2 separate regions of the Homo sapiens genome follow, and region 2 is linked to region 1. A link is a loop called in an ENCODE intact Hi-C map of the cell type or tissue named here. Cell type or tissue: PC-9. All regions are shown on one strand. Each heading gives the region's core, and the rest is flanking DNA. Links, peaks and the distances in the headings are about the cores only. Region 1 has its middle 310 kb from the start of PSAT1. Region 2 has its middle 370 kb from the start of PSAT1.

The links. A loop is a pair of places that touch in the nucleus more often than their neighbours do. Peaks named below come from ENCODE experiments on the same cell type or tissue, not always from the same donor. Only the 100,000 strongest peaks of a DNase experiment are listed, where the experiment ranks them.
Region 2: it touches region 1 in a loop (4-fold over the local background); 2 of 110 quality-filtered maps call a loop at or near these places.

What each region holds. Positions count from the first base shown.
Region 1 is chr9:78,598,662-78,607,003 of GRCh38, forward strand. No RefSeq gene overlaps it. Among named protein-coding and RNA genes, the nearest start is that of PSAT1, 310 kb to the left of the region's middle. In PC-9, for the core only: CTCF peaks have their summits at 3,511 (motif pointing right) and 3,713; no DNase peak of the experiment used is centred there; H3K27me3 peaks cover 1,378 bases.
Region 2 is chr9:78,664,442-78,672,783 of GRCh38, forward strand. No RefSeq gene overlaps it. Among named protein-coding and RNA genes, the nearest start is that of PSAT1, 370 kb to the left of the region's middle. In PC-9, for the core only: no CTCF peak of the experiment used is centred there; a DNase peak (open chromatin) is centred at 4,160.

The DNA of each region.
Region 1 (8,342 bases), core at 203-8,202:
CTTTCTCTCTTTCTTTTTTCTTTGTGTGTATGCGCTGTTGCAGTTTTTAATACCACTAATGACTTTGAAATGGGACATTGACTCAGAATTAGTGACAATCAAGTGTTAATGGTCCTTGCCTTTGCAGCCTATCAGCAACTCATCTCAGCTGATCATTAGTTCCCAGAAAATAAGCTGGATCAGGCTTTCCCAAGATGTGGCCATTTACAAAAGATTCCTGATTGTCATTGGAACCGCTCACTTATCTTTCCTTGCTTTTTCTATTTTTATGTCCACTCGGCTTATGCTTTTGATCAAAAGGACTGATCTATGCCAAATACAGTAGGTCGGTGAGAAGAATTTTTAAAAAAGGGAAAAGAAATAGAACAAAATATTCATCCTGAATTCACACACACCATAATAAAATCACGGAGCATAATTGCCAGACACCACCATAGAGATTATCTAATTGAACTTCTTCACTTCTCATTTTATAAATGAGGAAACTGAGGCCTGGGAGGCTAAGTGACTTTCCCAAGGTTCACAAAAGAGAAAACAAACCATACCTAAACAACACTCTTTATTTCTCTAAACATTTCTGAGTTCTTTCTGTCACTGGGCATCTCATCACAGACTCATCATGATGAATCAATTTGCCAAAAAATGTGATAGAGAAATCAATCAAAATTTCATTGCAGAAATTACTGGTACACTTTCTACTTCTTAATATGTGATGCTCTGAAGATTGACATCTTCAAAAGACAATAGAAAAAATAAAACAGACAAAATAATTGTAAATGACCAGTGGGATCAACCCATAGGCACGTATTTCTCCTGGTAAGTATTTTGTGAACCTAATTATGATCCATCTAACCAGGGTTTAGCAGGTAGTCAGTTATAGAGATGCTCAGTTCCTTCTTGTTCGCTGGATTTAAGCAGTGTTTGGCGTGTGCTGATTTATAATGCACCATTTCTGCATCTGTTTGCCCTCAGCTTTATTCCATGCTCTTTCCTGCTCTGTCCTGCATTGTATTGGATGGACCACTTTTAGACGACTTTTTCTAGGGTTCCTTGTTATCTGACAGGGTTTGCAGGAGCTGGCTCTTTTCAATGTGTGAGAGCCAGTTGACAAATATTCAGAGATCCTGTGAACTGGTTGTTCACACTGGTTAATATCACCATTAAAATTAAGTTATCTAAACTTACGTTAAATAAGTTATTGTATACTAAAAAGCAATGGTAATATCTATTCCAAATGTATCATTTCCTAATTATTTTGCTACCCTTCTTTTGACTGTCTGCGCTCTAGAGGTTATGGTATATCTGTATTTATGGGAAACACTACATAACAGTGTGCCATCATTGTGCATCTCTCCTCAACTTCACATTCATGGAGCATACAAGCAGTAGCTTGAAATTTGCCAAGTGAGAGTATTCATGCTATGGAAATCAGCAAATGCTACGAATCAGGGCTTGTTTTTCTTGGAGAGTCACTAGTTAACATGCTGTTTTCCAGCAGTATTTAGCCAGTGGGAAGCACTGAAGAGAGCTCAGAGGATTGGTGGAAGGAAGAAGTCATGGTTTTTCATCTTTTCTTCTGTGGCCTTGGGAATATCTCTTCCCTTGCCTCCTCCAGTTGTCCCTCTATTGAAGGGGTGGTGGCCAGGCGCGGTGGCTCACTCCTGTAATCCCAGCACTTTAGGAGGCCAAGGCGGGCGGATCACAAGGTCAGGAGTTAGAGACCAGCCTGGCCAACATGGTGAAACCCCGTCTCTACTAAAAACACAACAATTAGCCAGGAGTGGTGGCAGGTGCCTGTAATCCCAGCTACTTAGGAGGCTGAGGCAGGAGAATCGCTTGAACCCAGGAGGCAGAGGTTGTAGTGAGCTGAGATCATGCCACTGTACTCCAGCCTGGGCAACAGAGCGAGACTCTGTCTTAAAAATAAATAAATAAATAATAAAAATAAAAAAGAAGGGGTGGTATTGGCTTCCTGTTGTTGCTAATCTCTGGGTTGCTTCACTGTTTGACATTTGTCACTGAGCTTCTCAGTTCTTCTATCACCAGTGTCACCAATTCTCTGTACTAAATTCTTTCTGCTTTACATATTTGAATGCTTTTTCCCCCATTTAGACCTTATCTGATACATATAGCAAATTTATTTACACAGGTGTCTTTTGTTTTCGGTAGCACTTTTAATGTCAGAGCTTACAAAATTTAAAATAATATGATGTGTTAGCGATAGAAAGCCCTCTCTTTATTCAGAAGAAGAATTAAAGTGCCAGAAAGCGTAAGCAATTTGTTATAGTAGGTTGGTGAAAAGCAATAATGCTTTCCCAGCATATACTGGGATTTTTGACCCACACATTAATATTTTGAGCTAGAAATAATATAGAATTTATTAGAACTACTGAATGCCCTCAGTACTTTTTTGATATCTGAGTTTCGACTTGATAGCTCATATTCTGCCTTTGTTTAGGTATTTTTTTTTGTTTATGATGCCATGGTGGCCAAATCATGTCTACAATGAGAAATTTTAAAATATTGAATAGATTTTTGAAAATTGAACTGGCAGTCAGCTGGCTGTCTTACTGTCTTATAAAAATAACACCCCTGGATGTCGGCTGCAGTGGCTCATGCCTGTAATTCCAGTATCTTGGAAGGCCGAGGTAGGAAGATATCTGGAAGCCAGTTGTTTGAGACCAGCCTGGGCAATATAGCGAGACCTTGTCTCTACAAAACATTTAAAGATTATCCAGGCACAGCAGTGCGCCTGAGCTGAGCCTAGCTACCCAGGAGGCTGAGGTGGAAGGATCACTTGAGCCAGGAGTTCAAGGGTACGTGTGAGCCGTGATCACACCGCTGCACTCCAGTCTGTGTGACAGAGCAAGAGCCTGAATTAAAAAAAAAAAAAAAGCCTATTGGATATATAGCTGCTGTGTCTGGGTTCTGTCTCTCTGTTTATGAAGGTCCATTAACTTATTTCATAGTCAAAATCCACATGATTCTCTGGGACACAGGGAAGAAAGATACTAAGGAGGGGTAGTTTCTTCTTTTCCTATGGTTTTGTAGAATATAGAGAAAGTGGATTTTACTTAGTAAATGACTGAATGGTTTCATATATCATCTCATAGAAAAACATTAATTTTTAAATTCTGCTGAAGTGGCTTAGATTATAAACACTGCTCTTGTTACTTCATATCTTGCAAGTCTCCTTTAGTGCTCTGTTATTAAAATATTGTGAAAGAGAAAGAGCGCTGATTAAACGTGCCTACATGGATACATTTACATTAATGCATGATGATTAATTATAAGTTAATATGCTCATTCACAAAAATATTTTAAGGTGGCATAATGATAAGGCTGCATTGATAACCTTGCACAGCCCCTTATTAACTTTATCAAAAGCCAGATATGAGGTGACGTTAACACATTTTGGAGTGGCATGCCAGCAAGCCAACTGGCTTTCCGTGAGTGTCATACTCACTTTGGACCACAAGATGCCGCTCAATAATCCGTTATGATTTAGGTCTTTTGTTACAAGCCAAATGACATTTCCATTTATTTTACATGCTCTCCAATTACATATTAAAACTTATAGTGGGTGGGTTGTGGGGAGGAGACCCTGACTCTGAAAGCACTTTTTAACTTGGATGTGGGAAATCTATGAATAATTTATTTAAGGTATACAGATGCAGGCTGAGAATTCAGACAACATAGAATTGTGGCATCCTCAGCTTCTGTGCGTGTGTGTACTTGTCTACTCTTGCCCTGCTGTCTACCCAGCCCTTTTTGTATAGTCACCAGCACCATCTGCCCCCGAATGAAATAATTTCCTGCTGGTTCTCGCTAGCAACTCACAAAACAACCTATTTTTGTAACTATTCAAAATGTCAAAGGATTACCTTAAAATAAAAACACATAATCAGCTTTCTATTTTTCAGGCAGCAATTAAGTAGTCACAACATGGCAGTCCATAGATGAAAGCTCCAGAAATAATTGTTTCCAAAGGTAATCACTGGAAGAAGATAATTTTATTTCCCAAGTCCTTGTCTTAGGCTTAAAAAACAATTCAGCCTGAAGATTCAGATGGCTTTGGTCTTTAACTTTCCCATCAAATTTGCCCTACATTTAAATTTATATGTTTTAATTTTTTTGAGATAAGATGGAAGCAAGTCTTCCCCACAAATACTTTTTTATGACCAGTGTCTAAACACGAGCCAAGGTGGTCACATTATGGAAACACATTCCTTGGAAATTTGAGGGGCCAGGCTTTAGAGAAGAAGCAGCTACATAAGGAAATCTCTTCCATAAACGTCATGTAGGAAAGTTACTTTGCCTTTTTCTGGTGTTAATTTGGCAGCAATAGAGCTGATCTGCCTCCTAGATAAAATAGACTACCTAGGTGGTATGATTTCCAGGTTGTCAAGAAATAGCCCTCAACATAGTCTCTTCTTAACTGTCACTTCCATTTTAGTGTGTTGGTTTTCAGATACTTTAGTCTATCTGGCTGAGCACAGGATTTTAAGAGATGGAGACTGATGATCAGAACAAACAAACATATGAGAGACTCTGTATGATGGTGAGAGGAGAGAGAGTAAGCAGCAGAAATGGGAGGAGAATGACCAAGACGTGGAAAGAAAGAGATGCTCTAGGAAAAGCCCCACCTAGTGCATTGTCTCAGTCCATTCTTAGGATGGGATCAACTTGGTGGTGTGAGCATTTAGTTTAGACAATAAAAAATGGACTCTCAAAAAACTGAAAATAGAATTACCATATGATCCAGCATTCCCACTGCTGGTCATATATCCAAAAGAAAGAAAATCCTTATATCTAAGAGATATCATCTGCACTCCCATGCTTATGACAGCACTATACACAATAGCCAAAATTTGGAAGCAACCTAAGTGTCCATCAATGGATAAATGGATAAAGATAATGTGGTACATATACATAATGGAATATTATTCAGCTATAAACAAGAGTGAAATCCTGTCATTTGCAGCAACACAGATGGTCCTTATGTTAAGGACAATAAACCAGGCACAGCAAAACAAATACTGCATGTTCTCACTCATATGAGGGAGCTAGAAAGTGGATCTCATGACAATTGAGAGTAGAATGATGGTTTTCAGAGGCTGGGAAGAAGGCGGTGTGGAGAAGGGTATGAAGACAGGTTGGTTGATGGGCAAGTATAAACATACAGTTAGAAGAAATAAGTTCTAGTATTCAAAAGTATGGCAGGGAAATTATTGTTAACAACAATTTATTGTATATTTCAAAATAGATAGAAAAGTTATAATGTTCCCAACAGAAAGAATAATGTTTGAGGTGATGGATATTCCAATTACCCTGATTTGATCATTGTACATTGTATACAGGTATCAAAATCATATGTACCCCCAAAATATATGTAACTATTAAATATCCATAAAAAATGAATGGAGAGGCTTGTCCTCTGAGCCAGCTTTCTCATTTTTCGTCAGTCCTGGCTCTCTATATCACTGAGAGACACATCACATTTCTTTCTTCATTCTCATTCATTTGTTCATTCTTGTGAATTCAACATATGTTCATGAATAGTTCAACAACTATTTATCTTGTACTAACCCTCCACCAGGTACTGGATTAGTGACTGTGGATATGAAGATGAAAAACATTCGATTGTCAGAACTACAAGGAGACTATCACTGGAACTATTATGCAGAAAATCTCATTTTTTTCTTAAAAATATCCTAATATATAGTGGAAATGTTAAATTTTGCTGTATTTAATGTAAAAGTGAAAAAACATAGCTTCTTTAGACCAGTGATTCTCAAGCCTTCAAATGCACAGCCATCATCCAGGGATTTGGTTAGAACACAGATTGTAAGTCAGAATGTCTAAGGCTAGGCTTGAAATTGTGCATTTATAACGAGCTCTTGGGTGATGCTGATTCAGGGGACCACACTTTACGTAACAGGCTTTAGCCTGTGGGGTGATTAGTTATCCAGAAAGAGAGAAGTTTCTCACAGGAAAATGATCCACTTCTAGGTCAGAGGGAGGAGAAAACAGGTGTTAAGACAAACCTCTATAAAAGTAAGACAGGGGTAAGACAGAGAGGATCTGTTTCTGATGAATCACTCTCTGCCACCTGACTCTGTCTGCGTTTTCAGGATCAGACATATCGTACCGTACACCAGGATACAGGTTTTCTCCTAAGAGGGACACTGATCATTTCCTGCATCACTATTTTGAAACATCAGAACCGAAATGGTTTTTATGTTCCTAAAAGAAGAAGAAGAAGAAGAAAAAGGCACCACTTTCCGATAACCCCCATTAACTACAGGGGTCATTGTGGCAAAATGAATGGGATTAGAAATCTGCTAAAAGCTGCAGTATATGGTACGCGGTGACTGACAAGCCTTTCGCTGAGTAGTTACAAATGGGACTAATGGTTTAAACTTGTTAGTCATTGTCAGAGCCTCTGATCCTTGAGTCAGCCATGGATGCTATGGCAGAAATCGATAAGGCACCACTTTCCGCAGTGAACTGCTAGACCATATAGATTGCCTGGAGGGAAATACTGAGTTCCCTCCCAGGCTGCCAGATGAAAGCAGGCAGCTAAATCTCCAGGAAGATTGACCACACTGCTCGGGGCAATTAGGCCTTTCACCACTTTGAACGATGATTATAAACGGGGGAGAGGGTTGGGAGAGTGAAGGGGAGACAGCTCTGCATGACAAACTGAAAGCTGGAAGCCATTTTGGGGAGCCTTGTCAGTTTCATGGTCACTGAGGGCATTTTTTTTCCTTTCCGTTGTTCAGATTGTTATACAGTGAATGTGCTGGGGCTGCTGCTTTTCCTTCCTTTCTTCTTTCCCTTTATTTTTCTTTAGAAGCTGGAGAAGGGAAGACAGGCAGCCAGAGCAGCACTTGGTTGATGATAAACTGTAAACTGCAGCTGAACTCCATTAATCCGTTCAATCCCTAAAGCCTGGGGCCTGAGTGCGTGTCGGAGGAGGGCTTCCTGTTGGGTACATTTCAAAACAATCACATCCCATTGTTCAGTGCCTTTTTGGGTAGAGTCCTGCGAGGATGCCAAAATCATCAGCGAAAGAAAGTGCATGTTCCCGCAACAATTACAGACAAGCTGCAGATTATCAGCAGGCTGCAAGGGGCAAGGTGCTGGGGCCCATTTGGCAGAGGGCTCTGCTTGGAGAGGAGCCTCATATCTGATGCACACAAGGCTGCACCCAGCATTATTATTAAGGGCGTCCAAGTGCTCCGTGGCTGCCTAGGCTGCGGGAAGCCCAGATGTGCAAGAGAAAGGAACTGCAGGAGATGTGCAAAGCTTTGCCTTGGTTCTGGGCAGAAAGGCAGGGCAGCTTAGCCTCATGTCAAAGAGTTTCTGGCCTCTTTCTGCTTCATCAACTTTGTATTTCTGCTCAAATTTCAACTGGCGATGCATCTCCATTCCCTTGTTTCTGTTGTCGAGTTCCATTCCCTTTCTAACATTAGCTTCATGATTGATTTGTTTAATTTTTTTCTTTTCTTATCAGGCCCTGGCTCGTAGTCCACTGTTGACTTTAAGTTGTACTGTAAACCACGTTCCGCTAAGTATTGTTTAACTGTCAAGTGGATGGGGAGGCAAGATGTTGTGGGAGTAATCCCAAAGTGCTGCTCTGTGGCAGGGCTGTCAGTCAGAGGTTCTTGGACCATTTCACCACCCTGGTGACTGCAGTCCTTGGTGGAGACTGTGGAAAAGTCTGTTTTTTTGAGGATTGCTTGGTGCCTGGTGCCTGGCATTTTAAAGATGTGTATACCAAGAATTGAAATGCTGAAGTTCATTAGGAAACAAGAAGGTACTTGGAGGGAGTGAGTGCTGCCTGTCCTTGATGGTGCTCATCTCTTCCATGGCAGGGGGTGGGGGGCGATTCAGGGGGATTGTTTGTTGCCATTTTTTGTTGCATGGAAAGAGGAGCTGGGGCCCAAAGAGGCAACTAATGGGCATTTTTTGCTCATCTTCAATTCACTAAGCATCCATGAAACATCGCCTGCTGTCAAAAGACCTTAGCCCAGGTGGCTCCCAGTCAGATGGGAAGCTTCACATTACCTATTTACGATCCCACGAGGATGGATTGACCCCTTATGGCCCACGGAATGTACAACATCAAGAGTGAACCCTAATGTAAACTATGAACTTTGGGGGATAATGATGTGTCAATGTGGGTTCCTCAGTTGTAACAAACATACCATACTGGTGGGAAATATTTTTAATAAAGGAGGCTGTTATGTGTGTGAGGGGAGAGGGTACATGGGAACTCTCTGTACGTACCTTCCTCTCAGTTTTGCTGTGAACCTAAAACTACTTTAAAAAATAAA
Region 2 (8,342 bases), core at 10-8,009, 66 kb after region 1:
GTGCCAGTGCACTCCAGCCTAAATAACAGTGAGACTCTGTCTGAGAAAAAAAAAAAAAAAGAAAAAAGAAAAAAAAAGAAAATTTAACATCCTGAATCTGATCCCAGTGTTTAGGTTGTGGTCAAAGGCATGCAAACATTCTGAAAACTATTACATGCCAGGCTCTATGCTAAACTCTTTGCAGGTTGAATTAGGTAGGATAATGTTGTCTGCTATAATAAAGCTCAAAATTTTAGTGGCTTCTCACAATACAAGTTTTTCTTAGCTCATGGGTGCTCCTGGTTGATGAGTGACTTTCCTTTTCATAGTGTCTCGGTGATCCAGGCTGTTTCTATCACATGAAGACATCTTCCCACAGGACATTGTTATCCTTTGCCTTCAGCTAGTAGAAGCTAGGGACAGGACACGTTGGTACTTAAAAGTCCTGGCCTGGAAGAGAAATATATCACTTCTCCTCGCATTTCACTGGGGAAAGGTGGTGACATATTACCCCTGGATGCAAGGAGTGATTGGTAGATGTGATTCCTGCCTAGGAAGTTGCTTCCCACTTACAATATCATACTAAGGGGGAACACAAGTTTTATTAGACAGTTAGATGTGTCTACCACCTATATGCTGTTTAATCTCCACAGTAATCTTATAAGGTAGGTGCTATTAATGTTCCCATTTTACATATGAAGTTTATCTGAAAAGCAAGTAACCTGCCCAAAGTCACACAATTCAGAATTACAATTTTGAGCCAAAGAGATTCAAATCTGCGCTCTTAACTCCATAATACACTTCCTCTCAACTCATGAGAGTTCTAAGACAACTTGTTAATGGACTGGATTCTTTGAAAATTTCAGCTAGGATTCTGATAGGTAAAACCTATTAGAGATTGCCTACAATGTATGATAAGCAATAGGTCAAGTCCTCAAAATGAAAGCAAGTTTTAAAGTATTATTGATAGCATGATGTGGCTATTATTTCTGCAGGTTAATTGATGAATGTTGTTTCAAACAGAAAATGTTTAATGAGTTTGCATCTTTACAAATGCATATTTTAAATAGAGATATTTGAACCACGAAATAATTTGGGTTGTTTCTCACAAAAAAAGATAAATAAATTTGCATTTGTGCTACCCATTTGGAGAGTTGAGAGAAAGATTGGAAACTTGTGGCTTGTCTGGTTCCCATGGGTCATATTGATGGCACACAAGCATCGGGAGCATTTCCTGAGGAATTGCCAGTGTGTCTGTATTGATGGATGGAAACTACCACTGAACAATGCAGGTGGGTTCCAAAACTACCAAGCCCTTGGTTTAAAGTCAAACACAAATCTGGTTGGCACTACATAATGTTAGCTCAATTATGCTCCTCTCAAATAGGAGATTGAATATGTAGTATGTGCCAAAGTGATGCTTCAAAATCTAAATATAATATAGATTCACAAACTTAACAAGTGCTTTAGAAACTGCAAACCAGGACCCGTGGTTCAAGGCAGTGTAGATTTCTAGAAATTCTTTTATGCTTCCCACTTCAGAAACCAAACAGATAGGGATGTATGTGAAACCTCAGGGAAATCAGAATAAATATGTAGAGTCTTGAAATATTCACCTTTATTTGTCACATATAACAAGAATTCGAACTGCCATAAATAGCAAATACTCAAGAACTTTAAGTTGCTTAGTGTTACAGGCTTGGCTTACCAGGTGTAGTTTCTGTACCTAAAATGAGCAAGTTCAAGAAGGAAAGTAAAGGCCAGAGTCAAAAATTTTTCATTTTTCTGTATTGAGAGAATTTGATACTTTATCTAGAAAATGACAGCAAAATAGAAAAGGATAAATGAGTTAGAAAAAAAATTGGCTAGACTAATGAGTCATAAAAATCATCCAGGAGAAGCCAAATGTGTGATACTTGTTAAAATTATGCAAGGATCTTTTATCCTTGTGGACTTTATTGTTGAGCTAATAATAATATTAATTTAGCAGAAAAGTTGATTTTTACAATGCAGCTGTGTGGCGCAGTGGTGAAGAGCATGTCATTAATGGTGAGATTAGATCTTGGTTTAGATTCTAGACCTTCCACTTACTATCCATGCATCCTTGAGAAAGTCACTTAGCCTAAGAATTAGGTTACTTATCTATAAGTGGTTAAAGGAGAGGTGGACTAATTAAATCAACTAATCATTTAAACCTCTCAGTACACTCCTTGGCATGTACTAAATCCATGTAAATGATAATTGTTAATTTAATGACTCTTCTTAGTCAAATATTACATGAAAAGCGTGTGGGTCTTAAGAAATGTGAAACCAGTCTCCATAAAAGCTCTCTGCTTTCTAGAACATATACAATTGTCTGGAAAGCAAATTCTTGATGTAGCTTGTTCCTCATGATTTGAATCCCCTACCCAGGACTCTATGTCACCTTCAGGTTCTCTTCACATCTAGGTATTCTCGGCTATTTGTTTTACATGACACTAGACACATCCATGATGGAGATGGAGGAAGAAAGGGTGGTTCTGAAAGAGTTATCTCTGTGGGTGGAAAAAGCTGAGTATTCCCTGCAAGGTTCTTGTGTTGGGACATTGAGGATGACTCAGAGATTAGTAGGATGTGACATACGGGAGGTTCCGAGAAATAAAATTCATTGCTTTTATTTCAGCCTCATTGTCCAAATGAATCTTCCATATTGTGAGCCAAGAGAGTTTCTTACTACGAAGATTCTCCTCTCATAAATTTACTCCTGTGAGAAGTTGTCAAAAGCAGAGCCAAGATTGTGATCAACATGGATCATAATACTTATCAAAGTTGTCATCCTTCCTGAATCTCTCTCATTTTTGCATGTCTAGCCATCAGCCCCTGTTCCTTTATTTTAAAGCTTACACATCACCATTAAATTAAAATGTAGCAATTATTTATGACCTTTCAGTGCATTTATTTTTTTCTTGAAAGGCTTGTCTATGCTTGCTATTACAACTTTTGATAGCTAGGCAGTTAAATGAGAAAGACAATCTTCTGTATCATGATTTAGACTGAGGCAACTTACATTCTTAATGGTGTAAGCACTTTTGTCTGCTACTAGTAGAATGGATACATATGAGGGCTGTTAATTTAGCTGTAATGTGGGCTGCGTGGGAAAAGCTATAGGAGTTCTATTTAGTTGGTAGTAAACAACTTCGGAATCAATGTGTTTTTCTTTACTGAAGACTTGCTTAGTGCATTGGAAAAAAAATTCTATTAGTTTGCCTCATTTAGTAGTCACCACGCAGCCTGATGTGTGAGCCAGTGACACCCATTAAGGCCGGCATGACTGTTTGTAGCAAAATGAACTGAACCATCTGAATTCAACCCCAGCGTCATCATTCAGCAGGCCAGACAGAGCCATGATTTAGGATTTTCCCAACATTTTATGGCAATTTGTTTCATTTGCCGCAGGCCCGTAACGATGCAAATTGCCATAAAGTGGGATAATCAGGCAGTAGAAGTGTCATAAAACTGCAGGAGAAACAAATTTCCATCTTGGAACTTTGCATGCCGATGGATGTTGGGGAGAGCAAATGCGGGTGCTTTTTGCCGGTGTTATCTGGTTGCCAAGCTCTGTGCCAAGCAGAAATGATTCCATTTTGTCAATTTGTACTCATTTTGAAGCCAAAGAATGGAAGTGAAAGAGGACCTGAAAATATGAGGAAGCACCGGGCCAAAGTCTCTCCTCAGATGCCTGGGCTCTGATACTGGGAGCAGTGGTCCAAGGGAGAGGAGGCCAAATATATGCCATTAGATAGATGGAGAACAAATTAAACAGCTCTTAGGGACTGGAGTGCTTTGGCCTTCTGAAATGTCATGGTCCTTTTCCTGATATGTTTGTGGGATGCCTGTCCTGTCTTGAGCAGCCCTGCCTCTTTTTTGCCATGAATAGCCTGTCTCAAGGTGAGAACATATCAGGCTAGAACCAGCATTGTTAGACTGAAGCTCTTTGGGCCCTGCTGAGAACTGGGACGTGGTTGAGATGAAAGAGTTCATTCTCAAATATCCATTGCTTGCCCTTGGAAGCAAAAACGGAGTGTTTCTTTTATTTTTTTATTTTATTTTATTTTTATTTTTATGCCTGAGCAGCAGACTTCCTTTGTCTTTATGCATTTTTATTTTTTTTTCTTCTCCTGGCCACATTCCTATCTCATGGGTCATTTACACGTTTCAGGTATCATGAGTCATCCTTTGAAGAATCACATGGCCTGAAATTTTCAGGTCTCACCCTACAGCTAATAATGAGGTTGTTTTGCCTTCACCCTTTATTTTTGTGTTGTCTATTTTGTTTCCTGTTTTGTAATATTACATTAATGGCATTGGTTTGAAAGTTCCCTAAGGATACATTCTATAGCTCCGTTCCTGCTAACTGAGCTGTTTTTGACAGATATCTTAATAACGTACTAGCTCATTGCCAAGCTGCTAGGGGTAAGAGCTAAAATCATTTCTTCTTTTTTTAAAAATGAAATATATCCCAGGGAAAGTGTCTCTAGAATTCCTCTGATTTTATTTTATAAACTGAATTTGTCATGAACTCCCCAATGAGCAAGTCTGTTTCCCAATTTTGATGCTGTTGTATCCTAAGAGTTAGGCAGTAGGGAAGACGGTAAAAACTGGTCTCTTTCTGGCTTTTGCAATGGTGATATTTTATCTATAGCTTTCACATGCAGTCATTTTCATGTTCTTATGTTTCTCATCTAATTTAGAACATGTTCTGTGATCATTTTAAATTGAATGTATACAGGATAAGATATATATAGCTAATGTTGATCATAAACATTGATTGTGGGCGCATAATATACCCTATATTGTAGTATCTCTTTATGTTCGTTATCTCATTTAATTGCAAAAACAAGCCAATGATGTGTTTTATTTTCAAAACATTCCTATTTTGGGGAGGAGCTCTTGGATTTTTAAGAAATATTTTAAGCAGAGTTGTAAACAGGATTATGTTGACTATTGAGTGGATTGATTCCCTTTCTTGCAGCGAGCAAGTTTGGTTCTGGTTTCTAAAGATGGTATCTTACAGGATACCGAGTCATGGTCAGAGATGTAATACTTGGTAATTGTTTAAGTACAATGTTAATTGTTAAGTAAAATGTAGAAATTGGCAAACACCTGAGAAAATAAAAATTATATTTGGGATGCCTAGAAAAATTAATTCGCTGGAAATTCACAAGGTATTGGTGAAATGATCAACTTTGATGTTTCGTAGAGCTATGATGCAGGATCTTTCTTGAATGATGTCGTCCATGTGCCCTCCTAAAGTTAAAGTGAAGACTGTGCATTAGCATTTGGTGATTCATCATACTTCCTGCAAATCCCTCTTTGTCCATGATATCCTTCTCCTCTCAAAGTTTCCTCATGGTTTTATTTCTCCGGCGTTTGCTCCATGAATGGGATTCCCCTCACGCTCTTCTGCCCATGAAGTCATCTTTGATTCATGACCTGAGAAATGTCAGCGAATTAGATAAACTCAAGAGTTTTAAATGGAAAAGGAAACTAGGCTAATGTCTTGATAAATCATACAGATAAATAATAGGTTGGTTTTGGGTAGAGAAATAAAAATACCTCAGGAGGGGACGTTCCTATTATGCATAGAAGGAAACATCTAAAAAACTTGTTTAAGATACTGTAATTGAATTGTCTGTCAGTGGGGAGATGATCTTGAGATTTCAACACCAAGCAGTAAACACAAAATGGTAGGTATCAAGAGATTGATGGGATGGGTTGCGTTGTAGATGCCATACCAATATAGTAGAAGCTATCTAGCAGAAGGCAGATTTACATTTACTAGTAAGCCATAAGTTCCAGGAGTGGCTCTCAAGTTCCAGGAGTGGCTCTCATTATGGAGTAACTGAATGAACATAAAAGTAGAAAGGAATGGAAGTGGTATTTCTGCAGGACATACTACAGGCTCTTTGGCCAGTCATTCCAGATTTAATCACAGAACTATCAAAGAGACTGGGTATAATAGTGATGGGGTAGTGCTATGATTGGGATACTGTTTGGAAGTCTCACTCAGCTGAAAATAGAACTTTCAATCATTTTTATTCACTTTACTCAGTAAAGTGATCTTTCTGAAGAACTAACAGTGGGATCACTACTCTCAATCTAATCCTGATCAAATGAGAGGAACAGTTTGGAAAACAATTTACTACATTCCTTCCTGTTGTGTGCCAAAAATTGTGTGTGATTTGAAACACTAGAAACATGCAAATATATTTCTAGAGACACAGTCAGAGAATCCTAGATTTAGGAAAGGTAGATATTAGAAATTAGAACCAAATCATGAGCAAGGTGAAGCTCTTAAAATTGCATTTAAATGTTAATTGCATTTAAAATGTTAAAATCTTAACATTGCATGGGGGAATTTCACAACTAATAATGTTTGTTGTGGTCAATTCAACTATGAGTAAAAGTAAAATAACATTTTGATATAAATTATGTATTTTAGGAAAGCAGAATTCTAAGATAACTTGTTACAGACTAACACTAAGTGGCCGTGAAACATTTTGATTTCTAGTATTTGATTAACTTTGTCTCCCCAAATAAGCTAAAGCTGGTGCCCCAGCCATTACTGAGCTGCTACTTCTTTGAGTTCATCTGAGGAGTAAATGAGGCAACAGAAGGCTTTCCTCCCACTTCTGAGACAGCCGTCCTGGAGGATGGTGGGTTCTGGCCTACTGTATTGCACAGGATTGGGGCAGGAAAGGGAACACTGAAAGAGTTGCGAGACCTGGTCTTGGGCAGGGCTGTATTCAGATTTCTTATCCATCATGTTTAGAGAATGGGTTGATGTCCACAGTGATTTCTCTAACTAGTTTCAAACTGAACTATCAACTCTTTAAAGGAAGAACATGCTCATCCTCATATTGTAAAAAAAATATTTGGATCTGGAACCAGAGCTGGGGAAACAGGATGACAAGGATCAATGCTACATCGTTCACTGTCCTAGTGTAGTCATCAATATATTGGTCCCTCATCTCTTTTGATAAGAACCTGATATTAAGTGGGCTCAAGTTGGTTGATTCATATGGGTTAAATGGACTGTTTTAAATTACGCATAAACTATACAAGCCATAAAATTGCAAGAGTGAGGGAAAGGGTGACTTGGTGATGGAAAGAATGCTGGCCAAGAAGAGTAGCAGGAATCTGTGAGAGTAATTTCAAGAGATAAAAGCCTGGAATTAGTTGAGACTGGCAGAAAGACAGGTTCATAACAGAAAATGTTTAAAATTTTGATGTCTATTTGATGAATAGACTGCAAAGACAGAAGAAATGGTCTCTGGGTAGAGAAGTTGGGGAACTGGAGGATAGTGGCTAGAGGGAGACTTGCTTTGTAACGTAGACTCTTTAGTACTTTTTGAAATTTTTTTATCGTATGCCCTTGCTAGCTTTTCAAATAATTGAATGATGGAGGAAGATTAAAACAAAATAGGCATGTGGTAGATACAACTCAGTGCTGTCCAATCTCCACTTCTTATGTGAAGATAAGATCTTGGCAGTGATATGTGAGCAGGAGGGAGTTGTATTTCCAGGGGCCTTTCTTCAAGGGAGGGAGTATGCCCCCCCTCCACCTCTTCCCCTTCCTACTGGCTGCAATGTGGGTTGTTTGAGCTTTCTTGTGTAAATATTTGAGGAATGGCAGAGCAGAAGACACAAGGAAACTGGGCTGCTCGTTTTTTTTTGGTAGGGAACAGCCAAAATACTTGGAACTTATACACTTATCCTTAGTACTATTGTATTAGTCAGGGTTCTCTAGAGGGAAGAACTAATAGGATATATATGTATATGTGTATGTAAAGGGGAGTTTATTAAATATCAACCCTGCACGATCACAAGCCCCTACAATAGGCTGTCTGCAAGCTGAGAGCAAGGAGAGCCAGTCTGAGTCCTAAAACTGAAGAACTTGGAGTCTGATGTTTGAGGGCAGGAAGTCGGAGTCTGATGTTAAAGGCTAGGCCAGTCTAGTCTTTTCATGTTTTTCTGCTTACTTTAAATTCTAGCTGTGCTGGCAGCTGATTAGATGGTGCCCACCCAGATTAAGGGTGCATCTGCCTTTCCCAGCCCACTGACTCAAATGTTAATCTCCTTTGACAACACCCTCACAGACACACCCAGGATCAATACGTTGCATCATTCAATCCAATCAAGTTGACACTCAGTATTAACCATCACAACTGTGAAGCATTCCAGTATAGTTCAGGGCAATAAAGAAAACAATTGAGTATCTACTAAGTGACAGGAATCATGCTGATAAAGTGGAATAGATGAGACCATCATCGCTTGACCAATGAGCACGTTGTGAGCAGCTATTCATAGCATCATAAATTTAA